2 separate regions of the Homo sapiens genome follow, and region 1 is linked to region 2. A link is a loop called in an ENCODE intact Hi-C map of the cell type or tissue named here. Cell type or tissue: PC-9. All regions are shown on one strand. Each heading gives the region's core, and the rest is flanking DNA. Links, peaks and the distances in the headings are about the cores only.

Region 1 (8,063 bases), core at 3,037-8,036, 81 kb before region 2:
TCCTTTCATTCTTTGCTCTTACCTCCTCAACCCTACCTCCTGCTGCACTATTCATGACCCTTCTAAGTCCCTATCCCCTCCTTTTTTCCCAAACCTCTCCCCAATTTTCTTCTTCCCTATTTCCTGGTCCCTTCCTCTCACATCCTTCAGGACTGGATCCCGGATCAGTTACAACAGATATGGGCGAATGGCAGAGTAAACGCATCCACTGGCATTTCTTTCGAAATGTAAGTAATGGGGTCTGTGGGAAGGTGGAGGGAGAGGCGCCTGGGAGAACTAGGGCCGGGCTTTCTGTCCCCACCTCCTCACCCCCAGGCCTGGGGAGTCCCCGTCAGGATCCCCCAACTCCGGAATCCCTGCCGCCTCCAGCCGCAGGCAGACGAAAAAGGAACACTCTCCATTTCTTTTGTGGGGATGTTTACATGTTTATAGGCTCCCCCCACCCGCACTTCATTTTATAAGAAGCTCTTCCTCGCCACACATTCTGTCACCCTGGGCGTCCCTAGCTCAGTCCTGTTCTGCCCGCCCTGGTAAGAGGTCGGGTTTGAATCCGCCGCTTGAGTGGCCGGGGTCCTTACCGCTGGCCGAGAGCCCGCCGCCGGGGTTCAACGGCGATACCAAGCTGCCGGGGTCGCCTGCGCCGGCGCCCTTGTTGCCCTCGTTGAGCAGGGACGAACTGGAGTCGGATTCCAGCGACTGGCAGGAGGGCGGGTCGTGCGGAGGTCCTGCGCCGCCGCCGCCGTCGCCACCGCCGCCGCCCGCCGCGTAGTCGTACTTGAAGCCGAGCGCAGGCGGCCCCGACGGCTCCAGCGGGAGCAGCGCTGCCCCGGGCCCGGCTCCCGGGTCGCGCCCGCGCTCCTCACGCTTCAGGCCCCCGCCGCCACCCTCGGCGCACGGCTCGCGGTAGTAACCCTTGCCGTCCTCCACGCGCGCCAGCTCGCACGTGCGGCCGAAGGGAGGGTTGAGAGACACTGGGCTGCCGAGGTAGGGCTGCGGGTAGCCATTGCACGGCTCCGCCGACGGCCAGGACAGGGAGCACACGTTGTCGCGGCGTGGGTAGGACAGCGAAGGCAGCCCGGGAAGCTGCGCCCCGGACGCGCGGAAGTTGGGGAAGTAGAAGGTGTCTCCCGTGTGGATGTTTACCAGCGGCCCCACAAACCCGGGATTCAGGAGATTATGCTCGCCCATTTCCGCGGGGCCCGACCGGCAGCTTCTACTTTATTGCTATCTGACATTAAACATAGTTAAATCTGCACCAGTCACCCATTGGCCGCCCCACTCACGTGGGCACGGCCGCCAGGGGGAGGGGTGGGGACAACCGATCCCCCCCCCCCACCATCCCATCCCGCACTCTAACTTCCCCCTTCCCCAATCCTGGGGGTGAGTGGGGTAACAAAGGGCGGGGGCAGGTTTATTTGCTGAACTGATTTTCTAAAACAATGTATATAACCTAACGCAGAGAGTAAAGCAATTGCCCAACACGGGGCAAAAGGGAAAAAACACACACCAAAAAATGCCCGCATATATACACCCCTATAACCTGCACCCCCCCCCATATATTATCTTATCGCCAACAGCTGGCCAAGCACAGCCTGTCCCTCTTTAATTAGCTTCTTTATTAACTAAAACCGTTGGAATTTACAATATCTCCTCAATAAATTACTATTAGATATTGTGTCATATAAAGTTTACTGACTGTTTAAGGAGACGGATGAGCCCTTTGGCTCGGGGTTTATTTACAGTAGAGGCGAAGTGGGGGTAAGGACAGGTTTCCCTGCCGTTATCTCTTCCCGCCCCAGCTGCTGCTGCACACTTCTTTATCAGCTCTTTATCCTCAGGAATTTGGAGAGACATTTGGAGTCCTCTTCCCCAATACTCAAGGATAATTGATAATGCCGGGTTTTCCTCTGGAGCCGGGAGCCACCCAGCCTCACACCTCCACTCACGGCTAGAGGAAGGATGCGGAAGGGAGGTAGAGAATGCAGCAAAAGGAGGTGCCTAGCTCCACATGGACCTGCCTGCCTGCTCCTGAAAATCTGGGGGCGAACTACTCTTCTGCTGTCATTTCCGGGGAACTGAGGAGCTTCTGGGGGCCTCCTGGAGTCTTTGCAGTGGGAAGCTTTGGACCCCTAACAGGGCTTGACTGGGCTGAGAGGGGCCTAATTCTCACTGCGGAGGAGACAACTGCACCCCAGAACCGGCCAAGCCTGCCCCTGGGACCATCAGATAGCAGTGCAGAGGCCCGCAGTAGGTTGCCTCCTGAGGGGGCTAGGATTGAGGGAAAAAACCCTTGAAGAATTATCTTATTGGGGGGTGAAATTATATTTATGGTGCAAACTCAGAAGCTCCCTCCAGAGAAGGCCGAGAAGCAATGCTGGCCATTGGTGAGATAATCAACATCTGCAAAACCACAATCCGATCTCAACTAGGTCCACAGAACACAGCCAAGCGGATTAAAAAGAAAGACAAAATAAAACTCCCCCAAACCAGATGTATCCTTTTGGGGTCTAATAGAAAAAACACTCGAATTTCCATGTGATTATTTCGAGCTTCTAACCAATGCATGGCTTAAGTAATACAGGGTTGGATAAATAGTTCAGTAAACGTCTAAATACGAAAAAATACCAGAAGATTGAAAGAAAATTGGAGACAGAGATTCGGAGAGAATGAGAAAGAAACCCATTTAGGTGAAAGTTAAATATCAGAGAAAGCCTGAGAATAAGCCAAAGCTGCAAAAGCAGATCGAAGCAGAGAAGATTCTCCCTTTTTTTCCTCTCCCTCCCCTCTCTCCTCTGCAGGACGCGGCAGAGAGAAACGCAGATTCTTTGAATTCCACCGCTCCCCGGGCGATTTCATATCCCAAACCGTAGCTGCTCACTCCGACAGAAATGTGTCCCCGCGGGCGCCGCCCTGCCCGGAGCAGTTCGAAGCTCGCAGCTCGGTGCCTGTCCCTTGCCCTGCTTGGCCGGTTCCCCTTCCCCGCCCCTGCTTGCCTAGCTGCCCGGCCTGGTCCAGCCCCTCCCGCCCCCAGGAGCCGGCCCCGCGTTAGGCGCACTTGTCGGAACTTAGGGCAAGCCATGGGCTGCAAACCCGAAGCCGCCACCTTCAGTTAGAGCCGGTGGCGCCAAGGAATGAGCAGGAGACTCAGCCTGGATTGGCCTTTTTGTGCCTAACTGATAAGGGGCTGGGAGGCTACGGAGAGGAGCATCTCTCAGCTGCAAATTCCAGGTCACAGCATCTGTAACATCTTATTTCCCCTTCTCAAGATACATTGATGAGCGCCATTGAAATTTTAGTTTTTAAAAAACATTTTATTTGAGGGTTAATTTGGTCATAAAGATAAACAGGGTGTGACATTAATATTGCTGTTGATTTCAATCAGAACATCGTGCGGGCAGCTAGGTCTGCGCCCAGGCTCTCCAGGCCTCTGCGCTCAGCCGCTATTGTTGGTGTGAGGGATGCCGAGCTGGGCTTTGCCAAATAATCACTAGCCTTTGAGGGGTGGAGTATTCTCCTCATTCTCTTTTCCCTTCCCAGATAATTCCAATCTCCTAGAAGAGGGACCCCAAGAGGAAGGTCTCAGCCTCTCCCCATTCCCTCCACCCCAGCAGGCAACTCCCAGGCCGGGAGCTCTGCTCGCTGCCCTCCCAGGCCAGGCCGCTGAGCGTGAGGAGCAGCGGCCACAGGGCGGCGGATGCAACGCAGGAGAAATGAAGATTGGGTGAAGGCGTCCTTCTTCCAGGCACGCATTTCTTCTAGCCTGATTTAGCCTCATCAAAGAGGGCCGTTTTCCCCAGGTTTTGGATTCGGCGGGCAAAGAAGCACGCACAAACCCCTCTTTCTTCTTTGCAGCTGACCCTGATTCCTCTCAGGGAGAGCTGTCGACAACCACTAGCAAAATTCGCATCCCCGGTGTCCTGCTCCCTGAGACCCACCGGGAACCTAGGGGTTTTCAGGACTCTGGCAAGGACCCAGGTAATCTAAGCGTCCAGCCTTCCGGTGCACCACCGAGGCTCCGTTTGTGGTTAAGGAACCCCGCGACACACGCAACTCAGGCACCCGTTTTTTAACCGGGCTCGGACAAAAATGCAGCTCCCAGTCTGGGTCCCCGGGGCCGGCGGGAGGCTCGGGTGAGACGCTTAAAATCTAAATCCAGCCTCGGCGAGAGCTGTTCGCCGGGAGCAGGCTGGGGCTGGGCGAGGGACTCGCATCCCAAGGAGTCGGGGCAGCCGTGTCTAGCCGGGCTTAACCCGCCGGCACTTCGCTGACCATGCGCAAAACTATAGGTGGTCAGGCCGAGGCACCCAAACCGTGGAGCGATTGGTGCGAACTCTCCCGTACATTTATCAGATCACAAGGCTAGAGCGGTGGCCTGCCTGCTGGCCCCTGGGCCACTGGCTCCCGCCGCAGCTGGCCAGGCTCTACTAAGCCTCGCTCATTAACTCGGGGTTAATTAAAGCTGAAAGCAAGGATGTGGTCCAAGGCTTTCCTTGAAGACCAAGGCAGCCTGTGTCCCTCAGCTCGTCCTCCAGCTGGATGCCCCGCCGCCTCTCTCACACCTTCTCTGTGCCTCCATCCCTCCTGCATCCTAGCAGCCTCCACTGCGGCTGAGCCCAGCGAAAGGAGTTAATTATAAAATCTACGCTGATTCTGGTGGGAGAGGCAACGTGGCTGCTGGCGGCTTAGACCGCGGGGAATCGGCTGTGAGTGACTGCGTTTTGGCTCCCCCGCCGACCCGTGGTCGGGAGTGATTCCGCGCAGTGCTGCCTTACCCCTGGTCTGTCCAGAGGCCGCAGCGGCCCAGTTCAAGGTCACTGTCTAGTTTGCAGAAAGCGGTTCTGCCTCGTATGCAAATTAGGCCGGGACTCAGCACCAGCAGGGGTGTGAGCAGGGATTTGGCCGGCGGAGAGAAGGGAAGATGAGAAGGGGGCTGAGTGGGAGGGCCTGCCCCCTTCCCTGCCCCCCGCCCAACCCTGCAGCCCTGTCTGCCTTGCCCCTTCGGGGCAACTTAGGCTTGGGACCTGACTTTTGTCGGGTTCAAACAAGGCTGGGGGGTAGAGTAGGGAGCTCAGTCTCCTATTTCATGGCTTCCAGGCTCCTTCAGGGGTTGGGGCCCACCTGGCTCCCAGCCCTCCCTGCCGGTGCCCGGGAGGTAAAGAGCAGATTGGGAAATCCCTTCCCCAGGTGCTGCTTTCTAGGGATTTGCAGCCTGGAGGAGGGAGGCTTGTAGGAACGCTCAGTGACGGAGCCCAGTAAGGCTTTTAGGCTCAGGCAAGTAGCCTGGGGCCAACGGAGCCCCTACCTTCTCCAGTTCTCCCGCGGCTTCTCTAGTCCTCTGTCACCAAAAGATTCCAGCCCGATTGCCTCTCAGAAAATGCGGGGGAAGTGAGAGCCCCCAGGCAAGGACATCTGGGAGGCCATCTCTCCACCCCAACCTGAGCATCCCTAAATGGACCACCTTCCCCCGTTTTGTGTTTCCTTCGGTGGCGCGCTAACAGTTAAATAGGGCCGCAGCTCTGACATTTTCCCCCTCCACCAGCAGAGGATCTCCTCCACCTAGTGAATTACTGAGTGTCAGGGAAGGTGTGGGAACCAAGTTAAAAAAAAAAATCACATCAAATGCCACACCCATAGCCGCCTGCAATGCAACAGTGAATCGTCTCCACCGACCTCTAAGCTGGGTGGGGGTGAGGACTACCCGGTGTGCCCTCACCCCTCGGCCTCCTTTTCTGGCTTTGACCCTGTCCACTGGCCCGGCCCAGCTCTGGGGAGGAGCTGAGATCTGCTTAGGGTCTGCTGAGCACCGCTACACAACTGCTTTCCAAACCTGGGGCCCCAGTTCCGGGCAGAGGAAGGGGCTTGGGCAGATTGGGGTGGGAGCAATGGGCCCCACCAGGAGGCAGGTGGGGGTGGGGAATGGACTACCAACCCCGGGGCTCGCTAGGCTGGGAGAGCGCGGACAGGAACAAGGGTCCACTTACCTTTGGAGACAGAAGAGGTTCATAAGGGTGAGGGATAGGAATTCTCAGCCTCTAGAAGCCTTCTGGATTCCCCGTCCCCAGGCCCGTGCGCCGGCCTCGCCAAGGTATCAGAGAAGGGCGGGGCGGGGGGAGGTGGAGAAAGCGGCCAGCGGCAGGCGCGCGGGAGCGGAGTTGCCAGAGCATCTCTGGAGAGGCCGCCTTTTATGGGCGTTATTAGCGCCCTTGTCTAGACTGGAGACGACACCTCCTCTGTGTGTAAACAGAGGCGGCGGGCTCCTGCGGGAAGGGGGATGGCGCGTCAAGGGGGCAAGCAGCCCTCCCCTTCGCTGGCCACCGGAAGATCAAGGCCTTTTCCACCCCTCCCCCCCCTTCCCTGTGCTCCCTGTGATGTCAAGGTCAGAAAGACCTAGTCACGGTCAAGGCTAAAAGAGGAAGAGCCTGGTTGGTTTTGAAAAGGCTCTGGCCCCCTCCTCCTCCTCCCAGAAGTCCCTAGCTCCCCAGGGCCCCTCAATTCTCCACCAGTGCAGGTCTAGATATACATCTGCCTGAACCACTCTTGGAGTTTTCTTGGGGGTGGGCTCCAATACCACCCAACACAGATCCCAGCAGATCCTAGGGTGGGGAGTTCTCTTTTGAACAGATGGAGCCACTGAAGGGGCTGCCTGCCGCATGGACCCCACCTCCAATAGGAGGGCTGTTCAGAGAGATAGCGGCTGCCCCAGGGGCCTGCCCCTGCCTTGCACCCACACTGGCCTACTGTCCCCACATTGCTCACCCAGCCGCCTGTGGATCAACCCCAGGAGCAGATGGTCTCTGGAGCAGACAGTCATGGAGGGATCTGCGGAAAGAACTGCTGCCCTTGTTCTCTCAGTTGGGTTCCGGCTGTGGGACTGCTGGCTGAAAGGCCCATTCTGCTGGGCCTCTGTCTGGAGACTAAGATGTGGGTGGGGAAGGGTTTTTCCCCCAAGCTCAGCAAAGAATCTCTTGAAGCCCTCTCTGGCAGCCCCGGAGAGTGACCACTAGATGGAGAGTCCTGTGAGGCCCTTGGCTGCCTGGGCCTCCCAGCTCTGGCCTAGGGAGATAGGGGAAGTGGGGAGTACCATCAGATTATGAGAAAGATAGCAGGAGTCTCAGCCCCTCTGTGTGTCTGCGTTTCCTCACAGAGGTTTCACCAGCAATTCAGATCACCCTGTACCCCCGGTATCCTCATATTTGCCTTCACACTTAGTCTTACTTTTAACACAAACACTAGGAGGCTGGCCTTGGAGAGAAAGACATATTAGAGACATGACTAAGAGATGAACTATCTCATAGAGTCCCCAAAGACAATGCCAATTCTTGGGAGAAGGAAAGGTAAGAAATCAACACAACCAGAGTTGTGTTAAAGAAGAAATCCTTATTCAGGGAAAGAATAATATATTTCACAAATGTGCCTCCCCGAAACACATGCTCACACACACTCACACAGTGTTTGCTTACTCTTATGGTAAAGTCATATCCAAATAAGTCCAGGCATGATACTCCTCCAAAATAAATCTGGGTATATTTAATGCACTGCACGAGGGCTCACAGGCACTCAGGAACTGAGGTCCTTTTTAGGCTTACCAGTGTCCCAATGCACCAGTAGTGAGCCTGCACAGGCTTTCCTTTTTCTTCTTCTTCACCTCCTCCTCCTCTTTCTTCTTCTTCTTTTTTTTTTTTTTTTTTTTTTTTTGAGACAGAGTCTCGGTCTGTCACTCAGGCTGGAATACAATGGTGAGATCTCAGCTCACTGCAACCTCCACCCCCCTGCCCCCGACCGGGGTTCAAGAGATCCTCCCACCTCAGCCTCCACAGACATGCACCACCATGCCAGGTTAAGTTTTTCTATTTTTGGTAGAGACTGGGTTTCACCATGTTGTCCAGGCTGGTCTGGAATTCCTGAGCTCAAGCTATCCACCCGCCTCAGCCTCCCAAAGTGTTGGGATTACAGGCGTGAGCCATCGCCCCTGGCTCCTCTTCTTTTTTTTCATTATTCCCTTCTAGAGCCTTAGGGGTGGTTCCCTCAATATGGGATGACTACCTCATATGATTATATATGGG
Region 2 (11,212 bases), core at 3,042-8,041:
GAAAAACATTTTAACTGGACATAGAATTTCAGGTTGGCACATATTTTTCATTCAGTACTTTAAAAATGTTCTTCCAGACTGTAAACTAGTTCAACCATTGTGGAAGACAGTGTGGCGATTCCTCAGGGATCTAGAACTAGAAATACCATTTGACCCAGCCATCCCATTACTGGGTATATACCCAAAGGATTATAAATCATGCTGCTGTAAAGACACATGCACACGTATGTTTATTGCGGCACTATTCACAATAGCAAAGACTTGGAATCAACTTAAATGTCCAACAACGATAGACTGGATTAAGAAAATGTGGCACATATACACCATGGAATACTATGCAGCCATAAAAATGATGAGTTCATGTCCTTTGTAGGGACATGGATGAAACTGGAAACCATCATTCTCAGCAAACTATTGCAAGGACAAAGAACCAAACACCGCATGTTCTCACTCATAGGTGGGAATTGAACAATGAGAACACATGGACACGGGAAGGGGAACATCACACACCGGGGCCTGTTGTGGGGTGGGGGGAGCAGGGGAGGGATAGCATTAGGAGATATACCTAATGTAAATGACGAGTTAATGGATGCAGCACACCAACATGGCACATGTATACATATGTAACAAACCTGCACGTTGTGCACATGTACCCTAAAACTTAAAGTATAATAATAATAAAATAAAATAAAACGAAACAAAGAAATAAAAATTGCTAATTTGCTAGGTGAAAAAAAAAATGTTCTTCCAATGTCTCCTGGCTTACATTGATGCTGACAAACCATGTCTAATAATTCTTATCTTTGTTCCCTTATATTTAATATATCTTCCCTAGCTACTTTAAAATTTTTCAGCAATTTGATTATGATGTGCCTTGGTGTAGTTGTCTTTATGTTTAGCCAGCCTAGGGTCACTGAGCTTCTTAAATTTATAGGTTTATAGTTTTTATTAAATTGAGGGGAAGCTATCCATTATTCCATCAAAATTTTCTTAATCCTATTACATAAATGTTAAACTACTTGATATTGTCCCTGCAGTCATTAATGCCTTCTTTTTGTTTTTCAGTATTTTTTCTATCTATGCCTCCGTTTGTATGGTTTCTTTCTATGTCTTCAAGCGCATTTATCTTTTCTTCTGTAGTGTCAAATCTGTTATTAAACCCATTCAGTAAATATATATATATATATATTTTCATGTATATAGCACTTGTTTAGGATGGAAGGACAAGTTTCATGTCAGTTACTTCTTTGTGACCAGAAGCAGAAGTTTCTTATCTCCTTATTTTTCTTATTTTTATCTTTTTTCTTATCTCCTTATTTTTCTCTTCATATTTCATGTTCTGTAGTTTCATATGTTAGGGTTGGATTTATTTTTTTTATTTATTTATCTTGCTTGGAATTCACTGGGCTTCTGAGTGACTTTAATCAGTTTAAGAAAATCCTGTCATTATTTCTTCAAACATTGCCTCTGTTCTATTCTTTGTCTTGTTTAATTTTGGAGCCTTAATTATTGGTTGATACGGGTCTTCTCCCTCTATTTTCCATATATCTCAACTCTGTTTGATATTTTCATACTTTCACCACATTGTGCTTCATTCTGGATTTCTTTTGATCTGTCTCCTAATTTACTAATTATCTCTTCAATTGGGTCCAATTTGCTGTTAGAATCATTCTACTTGGTTCTGCTTTAAATCCATTAGATCACTTTTTACATTCCCGGAAATATTTTCAGGCTTGTTTTTTAACATGTGCCTAACAGGTAGTTTCAATCTCTGGAGGCTTTGTGCATCTGTTTCTGCTGTCTGTTGTTTTTGCTGATTCTTACTCACGGTGCCTTCTCTCCCTATGTGCTTATTTGCTCACTGCCTTTGAAGAATTACTTGTGGAGATTTTTGAGGCTTAGGATGAAGAGGTCTTCATTGAGGGAGGATTTGCCTTTGCTTTTGCTAGGTCCCCAAAGGAAATACTAATCTGGAATCATTTAAAATTAAATTCAAGGTTTGAGGTTTTCTTTTACTACCTAGGTGATATAAATTTGGGCTGCAAATCAGGCTGGCTTGGACTTTTTCCTTCTGCTCTGCTCAGCACCAAGGAAACTTTCTTATAGTCCCTTGGAGATGTGGCAGAGGGGGTAGGTTTACTTTTTTTTTTCTTGGAGACAGGGTCTCATCCTGTCACCCAGGCTGGAGTGCAGTGGCACAATCATGGCTCACTGTAGCCTCAGCCTCCCAAGTACCTGGAACCATAAGTGTGTGCCACCACACCCAGCTGATTTTGTTAGTTGTAGAGACTGGGTCTTCCTATGTTGCCCAGGCTGGTCTTGAACTCCTTGGCTCAAGAAATCCTCCTACCTTGGTCTCCCAAAATGCTGGGATTACAGGCATGACCCACCATGCCCAGCCTAGGTTTACTTCTATTTCACCTTACACTAAGGGTATAACTCTTTGATTTTTCAGTTTTATATGGGGTCAGTCTCCTATTAGATTCATAACTTCGGGCCAGCCATGAGTTTGAAGTTCTCAGACCAGCCATCAAAACCAGAGTGCAAGTTTGCTTCTATCAGCAAATACCTTCTGGTTAAAAGTAGCCTTTTTGTTTCACTTATCACTTTGAGTTTTCACTTTCAACTAGATTTTGACCTGATATTTCCCTACTATTTTGTTGGCTCTTTCATGCTTTTAAGATGTCTTAACTATTTTATCCAGCATTTTAAAGCTATTTTCAGCAGGAACGTTGATTCAAATAACCCAGCCCAAGCCTTTCACATTCCCAGAAACTGAAGTCCACTTAAAAAAGAAATCCCATCAAATGGCCTCTATAGGTAATCCAAACCCTCACTGGTTATTTTTTGTTTGTTTGGGGGTGAAGAGGTTGTTTGCTTTTTGCTTTTACAGACTAATGTGTCTTCCTTAAAAAGCAATTGAGAAAGTACCCTATAATGTAAGACTTTGTAAGGATTCAAATATAAAATAACTTCCTCTTTTCTGAGAAAGTAGCTTGGGAAGATAAAATCTCACCTTATGTTGAGTATATATGATATATAAAGTCTTTCACAATACCTAACATACAGTAGGTATTTAATAAATACCCTATACTTACTTTCCCTCCCCTCTCTCCTCTAGCTCTTCAGCTTTGAATAAAATCTAAGTTGTCCAGATGCTTAAGATAATGTGATTCAAAATAAATAACATGTGAATCTATCCCTGCTTAGAGTAAGTGGCATGGTCAGTATGACATTTCTCTAAGACTCCTCTAGTCCACAGTGAAAATCACATGAATTTCTGTCTCTCTCTATCTCAAACACACACACACACACACACACACACACACGCACACAAGACCACATAACCTTATAAATTACTTCTTTTACAGTCTTTATTTTCAGGGATTGTTATGAAGCATAATGACCAACATATCATAGAACAAACTTAAGTTCTATTTAGAAAATGAAGACTTTTGGACTCCAGATAGAAATGTTCTTCTCTACTCATATAGGACTTGGGAATTTCCCAAGAAAGAAATGAGTAACAACTTAATGTAGGATCTTCCTTCAGTGACTTGAATGAGGGTGGAGCAAGCTTTTTACATTAGTACAAGCATATTGCTAGGATATGCCTGATGGCCACTGTGCTGAGGAGGTAGAAATTAGGCCAGAGCCACTTCCATTTCCTTACCTTTTTTTTCTCTTTTGAGACAGAGTCTGGCTCTGTTGCCCAGGCTGGAGTTCAGTGGCACAATCTTGGCTCACTGCAACCTCCGCCTCCTGGGTTCAAGCAATTCTTCTGTCTCAGCCTCCCAAGTAGCTGGGACTACAGGCATGTGCCACTATGCCCAGCTAACTTTTGTACTTTTAGTAGAGATGAGGTTTTGCCAAGTTGGCCAGGCTGTTCTCAAACTCCTGACTTCAGGTGATCAGCCCACCTTGGCCTCCCAAATTGCTGGGATCACAGGCATGAGCCACTGTGCCCAGCCTCCTTACTCTTTAAAACACATCACAGCAATGTTTGTAAGATTGCAAGAGGAGGCCAGGCACAGTGGCTCACACCTGTAATCCCAGCACTTTGGGAGGCCGAGGCAGGCAGATCATGAGGTCAGGAGATCGAGACCATCCTGGCTAACACGGTGAAACCCTGTCTCTATGAAAAATACAAAAAATTAGCCAGGCGTGGTGGCGGGCACCTATAGTCCCAGCTACTGGGGAGGCTGAGGCAGGAGAATGGCGTGAACCCGGGAGGCGGAGCTTGCAGTGAGCAGAGATCGCACCACTGCACTCTAGCCTGGGTGACAGAGCGAGACTCCGTCTAAAAAAAAAAAAAAAAAAAAAAGATTGCAAGAGGTTAAGGAGGTGCAGCAGCCTGCCCCCATTCTCACTACAAATTTCCAATTATTATGACCAGCACTACCTCCATATTAAAATGAAGTTTTTCCCTATCGACTATGCCTTTTAGTTCATATTCTCCTATTCTGTGATTTCTCTGCTTGTAGAGTTCTGTCCATGATATTGAAAGAGACCAAGAAAGAGAGGAAAGCACAAATTCACAACATTTATAAAGTTAAAGAATTCTTCGAGATGGCCTAATTCAATGCTTCCTTGTCCATACATAATTAAGTGGAAAGGCCAGAGAGGTTATGAGGTGCACAGGGTTATAGACCCACACTAGAACTCCCAAGTTCTTGACTTGCTATATACATCCCACTACGCTGTGCTACTGGTTCCCTGCAAGCTCTCAGAACTCTTCTTATCCATGCTTCATACTCGGAGAGAGTGAGGCAAGGGCAGATCTTAAGGCCAGCTGAATGAAGTTCTTTACATTGCCACTAGTAGGATTCAGAAGAATCAGGAATACACAGAAAATGCAGAGTTAGGAAACGTCGTCTAGAGAGGGAGAATGGAACAGGATTTGGAAGTAATGGAAGGTCAAGACTGATGAGAGAGGGAAAGGCATTCCAGGTAGATAAAACTGATATTTGAAGTCTCCATGCAAAGAAAGAATGAGATATGTTGGTGAGGAGCACAATAACAAAAGTGATAAAAATATGGAATACTAGCTCAGGCCAACAATACTCAGATAATGGAGCGCATTTCATCTAACACTAATTTTCCTCCTCTAGCACAAAGAAGATATGGGATCAAATTAATATCTGAGAAGCATTATAAAAGAACTGAGATAATTTTAGCTGGAAAGGTATAAGGGAGATGTGGATCTTCCTTTCCACAATGAAAAGAAATGAGCTAGAATTGCCATTAGGAAATTAAGATTAGGCATTGGGGCAATCAGCTGTGCGCTTTTACCTGAAAGAGGCCAAAGAGTCAGGAAATCTTGAAACAAGGTCTGAAGGAGACACCCTTCAGCCTGGCATGAGTTAAGTTCAGTCCTGCCTGGAGGCAGAGGGAGGGATGAAATGTCCTGTCATAGAGTCTAGAAGTCTGGATCAGGGCCAATTCATGGAAACAAAGCATCTCATTATGGAGAGAGGTGGAGAACAGCAGGAAAAATCTCCAGCCTATTTGTCTGGGACTTCAGAGCAGTGTAGAAGTTTTCTGGCTTGATCAGTTTTAGACTCTGATGATAATAACAAAAACAAATTTCAGTTAAACCAAAATGAAAGAATTTCCCATGATAATGCCATGAATCTTGGATCTCACTCACTGGGGAGGTTAAAACACCTGAGAACAACCAGCATGAACAACTTAGGCACTGTTGAGAATGAAAACAGAGAGGGATAAAAATTATTGCTAAGTTGGATGCAGCCATAAAAAAGAATGAAATCACGTCCTTTGCAGCAACATGGATGTAGCTGGAGGCCATTATCCTAAGTGAACTAACACAGGAATAGAAAACGAAATACCGCATCTTTTCACTTATAAGTGAGAGCTAAACATTGAGCGCACATGGACATAAAGATGGCAACAACAGACACTGGGGACTACTGGAGAGGGGAAGGAGGGAGAGGGGCAAGGAATGAAAAACTATCTACTGGGTACTATGCTCATTACCTGGGTGACGGGATCATCCATACCCCAAGCCTCAGCATCATGCAATTTAAAAAAAATTATTGCTAAGTTGGAAATTTAGGATTCGACTCTGAGGCCTTGGAGCTTGTCAGGGAGGGTTGGTTAAGTGAGGGTCCTCCCAGCCTAGTGGCTATGCGAGAACTTGCTTCTGGGAACCCATGGTGAAGGCTGGGTGTGTCTGAGCGTGTGCTGAATTCCTGGCTTCAATGACAGACTACCAGGCGGCTGAAGAGTCTGTCATTGCTGATGTCATCATATTTACAAGATTCATAGGTCCCCTCTCCAGAATGAGGGCCTCTCTGCCCCTGCTGCCATCTCCCACCACTGTGTGCACTGTATGAAGAAGCAGAGCATCGTGGGAGGCAGGGTGAGGGACTCCTGGGCGTGTCTGCCCACTCCCACCCAAGGAATGAGGAAATGATTGCTTGGATAATTCACACTGCACTTCCACTGTCCTGGTCATGGCTTCCATGTTGCAGGCTACATTCAGCTAGATTTAACAGTAGAATGTTCTCATAAGTGTGCTGTGGTGTAGTGGTTACCATGGTTACCTAACAGTGGAATCCCCTCACTTTAGAAAATCTTCAAAGAGAGATTTTGTATTTATCTGGGATGGAGGCAGAAGTATGGATAAGAGGATATCTTAAATTTTCCTTTCTTTTTCTTTTTTTTCTTTTTTTTTGAGCGTGTGTGTGTGCGTGTGTTTTGTTTTGTTTTGTTGAGACAGGGTCTCGCTCTGTCACCCAGGCTGGAGTGCAGAGGCATGAACAGGGCTCACTGCAGCTTCAACGTCCTGGGCTCAAGCAATCCTCTCACCTCAGTCTCCTGAATAGCTGGGACTACAGGCACGTGCTCCCACATCTGGCTTTTTGTTTTTAGTAGATACGGGGTCCTACTATACTGCTCTGGCTGGTCTTGAACTCCTGGGCTAAAGTGATCCTCCCGCTTTGGCCTCCCAAAGTGCTGGGATTACATGCATGAGCCATTGTACCCAGCCTCAGATTTCTATTGAAATACTCTACAATACTTTTCTGTCCTGTGCCTGTTAAAATCTATTTAAATTATCTTCCTGCCAACATCCTAGGGGTTCAAAAGAGTGTGGGTGCTTCGTCCGACTCCTTCAAGTAATTGTTTCTAGGCTCTGCCTCTAGAGATGCCATTAGAAAACTGATAGGCATGGGGAACCAGCTTCTCCCCAGAGAGTGAAACTCCCAAGCAACCAGTCCCACATTCCTCTCTGACTCATGCTCCCAACCCCCCACTGTGCCCTAAAGGTCAGTGGGCTGGGAAACAGGCCACATCTAGGACAACTGCTGCTGGAATAAGATGTCTATCCTGATAGCCAGGACTTACCTCCTCCCATCCTCAGCCCTGGGTAACTCCCTGGCCCGTGCCCCAAGTATTGTGATAAGATGCTACCAGTGATAAGAAGAGGATAGTCAACAAGGAATCTACCCTAGGGCTGACAGCCTCACTGGGGAGGTCATATCACAGGCTCCATGGATCATCTCTGATTCCTCCACTTGCCATAGCAGAGCATCCCCCTGGCCCCTGAGGAGGAGACACTTCTCATTATCTGAGTCAGTGGATGAGAGCAGAGGCCACATGATTTTGTCATTTGCTGAGTGTCTGCCATGTGCCAAGTCCTATGCTAAGTGCTAAGTATTCAATGGTGCACAAGCCTTGTATGTAGCTTACTGTCTAGTAGTAGAGGCCACCATTAAACAGTTTCACAAATGTAATTAGTGTTACAAAGAGAAAAGAGAAGTGAAATAAATCCTCATTGCTTTATCTTTGGATACCTACACTCATACACATACATACAAACACACCCTTTGAGTCTATCCCTGATGCTTGCTCTGACTCAGTGTTTCTGTCAAACCCAAGGCAGTGGAAGTATGGAGTCTGCAAAAATCCACAAAGTGGATAGTGCACAAATCAGGAATAAGGAGTTGACCCTATGCCAGTATGAAAATTCACCCCTGGCTATAAGTCTAGATATAAAAGTCATATCAAAATTGGTCACAAAATTCTATTTACACATCTAGGTTGAATAAATTTTATCTTCACTTCCTCAAAGCCACCCATCTCTGAAGCAAACGAGGCAAAAAAAAATTTTTTTAGAAACCAGAGGTGCACGCAACCATAGGGAAGAGAGGCCTTAAAAGATGGGTTTGAGTCACCCTTGCTTCCTCTCTCTATGTCCCGTTCTGATATCACTGAGTCTGGCCTGCAGACAGAGCTTTGGAGAGTCTTCTCATTCATTTCACTGCCTTCAAAATCTGCAGACAAATGCTAATTGACCCTATTCTTCTAGATCCTCAGATAGAGGGACTGCCCAGTTTCCTTCAGTAAACCATGCTGTTGGAAAGTTCTTCTTTGCTAATTCTATTTATTATTTCTCTACAAAATTAATTCCTTTCTTGATATTTTGTCTTTTAAATCTAAATATGCCAAGGGGAAGAGGTAGACACATTATAATATTTCCCCCTCATAATCTGAAAAGTATAAAAGCATAAACAATTTGAAAAGTGACCACCTCTTCTTTCTGCTTCAGAGAAAATTCCAGCAGAGGTTCAAGGTGAAAATATCACAAAAATTTGGGAAGCTAGGGCTGGGACTCTTCTCCTCTGCCATCAGTTAGCATAACCCAGGTTTGGAAGACCTCTGTGCAACAGGCTGGGAAAAATCCAGGGGCAGTTTCTAGGTGGTATTTCCTTCCTTCAAGTAAGGTGACTCCAGAAAGTTAAAGGTCAAGGGATAGATGCCAGGTGTAAAAGTTTCTTTGCTTTACTGTGAAACCTTTTCATACAGAAAAAATGGGTAGGCTGAATGAGGCAAGGAGCATGTGGCTGGTTAAGTTAAATTCTGCAGGCCATCATATGATTCCAGAATAGAACGAGGCAAAACAAAGTGTGGAGTCCATTTGGACAGATAATTACAACTGAAATTTAAACAATATTATAGAAAAATCTAGACATTAGGTTTACATTATACTTGGTCTTTATGCTTTACTTCATGTGAGAGGAGCACCTTAGTCATATAAAGTCAGAGTCCCAGAAACCTTAGTCTCTTGTTCTCAAAAGCTAAGGGGAAGAATAAACATTTTAGCCCTCCTGAAATTATTCTATTTATGGCCCTGCCTTCAGCTAGGAAGACACATCCTAGGTTGGTCATTTAGGTCCTCTAGCAATTTCATCCTAATTTCTCACTAAACCCATTTCTTTGGAATTTTCCAACTTAGAGCTATGCTTCAGCCAAGATAACACTTTCACTAACCCCCATAGCCTGACTCTTCTCACATTTAAGCCTCAGACTGAACAATGAATGTCTCTCATCACCTAGAGTGTTGTCTTCACAGACTGCTTCCCACAATCTCCCATCAAAACCCAGCTCAAATCCTTTTCTTGCAGAGTCTTCCCTTATAACTGCAACTAATTGAGATTACTTCTTTACTCCAGTTTAACTTAGCCATTTAGTTTCAACAACATGTAATTACATAAGCCTGCAGGTGAGTTCACATGTATGTGTTTCTATGGGACAGTGGGAGATTAGACTATCTAGTTTCCCCACTCCTCTCCTTGGGGTTCTTCAGTAAACGCTAAAATTATTTTTGAGATGGACTAACTGCTCATCACAGAATGAGACACAAAAACTATTCTGTATCAAGTTCTGAGAGATGGGCCAAAGATGAATAGCAATTTCAAGAATGGAGAGAATGGCTTACAGAGAAGAGATATCCTAATTCTGTACTCCATCAGAATTCACACTTATGACATTGTTTGGGAGCATTTGATTAAGTGTTTCTAGTATCAGACCAATATCTAAACTCCCATTCAGAAGGAGCATCGAGTATAAGCTTTATACAGGGGAGAAGCATGGTAACCTATAGCAGCGCCTAGCACATAACGCAGGCTCAGCCAGCATTTGTGGAAGGAAGGAAAGGTTGAAAGGGGGGCCTGAGAGGGCAAGGAAGGGATTGAGAGGGTCAGTAGGTTCTAAATCTCTCTTTATTGTCACTTGCTAAAGTTGGTTGACTTTCCAAGCAAGAGAAAGCCAGTCAATGATTTCTCTGACTAGAGGAACTGGAAGCTATGGGGATGAATATGAACTCTGGTTAACAGGAAAAGGAATATCAGTATGGGGAAGTTTCCCATACAATGGAAAACAAGATACAGATAAACAGAGAATTAATGCTGGAGTACCATCTTCGCTATCAATGCTGGGAGAATGAGGGGTAAGGACATTTATGGAAGCTAGTTAAAGTAGACTTTCCAGAGGAGGAAGAGGAGATAATAGACCAGAGCTTGGCAAGAACGAAGCTACAGGATTGAGCACACAAGAATAGGACAGAACAGAACAGCCGTGCAGACCATCAGAAATGACACAGGGTAACTATGGAAGGTTTATCTTAGCATGAAAAGGCTTTGTTGAAAGTCAGGAGAACTGAAATGGTGGGAGAGTGAGTAGTTGATGGGAGTACTGAGGAATGAAGATGAGCTTGATAAAGCTATACAACTCTGCTGCCATGGACATAAAAATGGGAGAACAAGGAAGAGTGTAAACTCTCTTTACAGGTGGGAGGGGGTTAAGAACTGAAAAACTCCCTACTGGGTATTATGCTCACTTCCTGGGTGAAGGGTTCAATTGTACTCCAAACCACAGCATCACATAATATACCTTTGTAACAAACCTGCATGTGTAGCCCTGAAATCTAAAATAAAAGTTGAAAACAAGAAAAAAAAACCTGGCTCTATTATCCAAATTAATTTATATTTCTTGAGCATCTCCTATGCAAGGCATTATGTTAAGCCCAGGAATATAAAGGGATATACAGTTAAAACATAAACAATCTTGGGGGAGTTAGTTTCAAATTGATACAAGATGGCAGAGAATAAGGAGGAAAAAAAGAAGAGAAAAAAATATATACAATTTCCACCTTCTCATAACCTACAAAATAGTAAAAGAGATAAATACATATGTAAATATTATTCTAGTAGTATAATAGAGACTCAAACAATGTGACACTATAGTTGCAGGAGGGTCAGAAATAATTCTCGCTAGAGCGATCTGGGACGTAATCTTGGAGAAGATTTTAAGCTAGGCTTTAAATGAAGGATCAGATCTTGGCAAGTTGATGAGGAAAGGATGGCATTCCAGACAGAAAGAATAGCACATGCAAAGGTCTGGAGGCATA

Evidence for each region. A loop is a pair of places that touch in the nucleus more often than their neighbours do. Peaks named below come from ENCODE experiments on the same cell type or tissue, not always from the same donor. Only the 100,000 strongest peaks of a DNase experiment are listed, where the experiment ranks them.
Region 1: a loop joins it to region 2, with 2.3 times the contacts of the local background. A loop is called at or near these places in 1 of 110 quality-filtered maps.

The regions. Positions count from the first base shown.
Region 1 is chr12:53,948,055-53,956,117 of GRCh38, reverse strand. HOXC12 (homeobox C12) reads right to left here and starts at 1,215. Exons shown (of 2, transcript NM_173860.3): 1 at 579-1,215. The coding sequence starts at 1,188. It overlaps LOC105369775 (a long non-coding RNA gene), which reads left to right. Exons shown (of 3, transcript XR_944977.2): 2 at 151-227; 3 at 1,839-2,733. RefSeq lists an enhancer at 3,989-4,576. In PC-9, for the core only: a CTCF peak has its summit at 5,481; no DNase peak of the experiment used is centred there; H3K4me3 peaks cover 192 bases.
Region 2 is chr12:53,863,904-53,875,115 of GRCh38, reverse strand. The region is part of intron 4 of LOC105378250 (a long non-coding RNA gene); the gene reads right to left. Among named protein-coding and RNA genes, the nearest start is that of HOXC13, 69 kb to the left of the region's middle. RefSeq lists enhancers at 5,710-6,909, 7,128-7,297. In PC-9, for the core only: CTCF peaks have their summits at 4,784 and 4,992; DNase peaks (open chromatin) are centred at 5,415, 6,435 and 7,285; H3K27ac peaks cover 3,336 bases.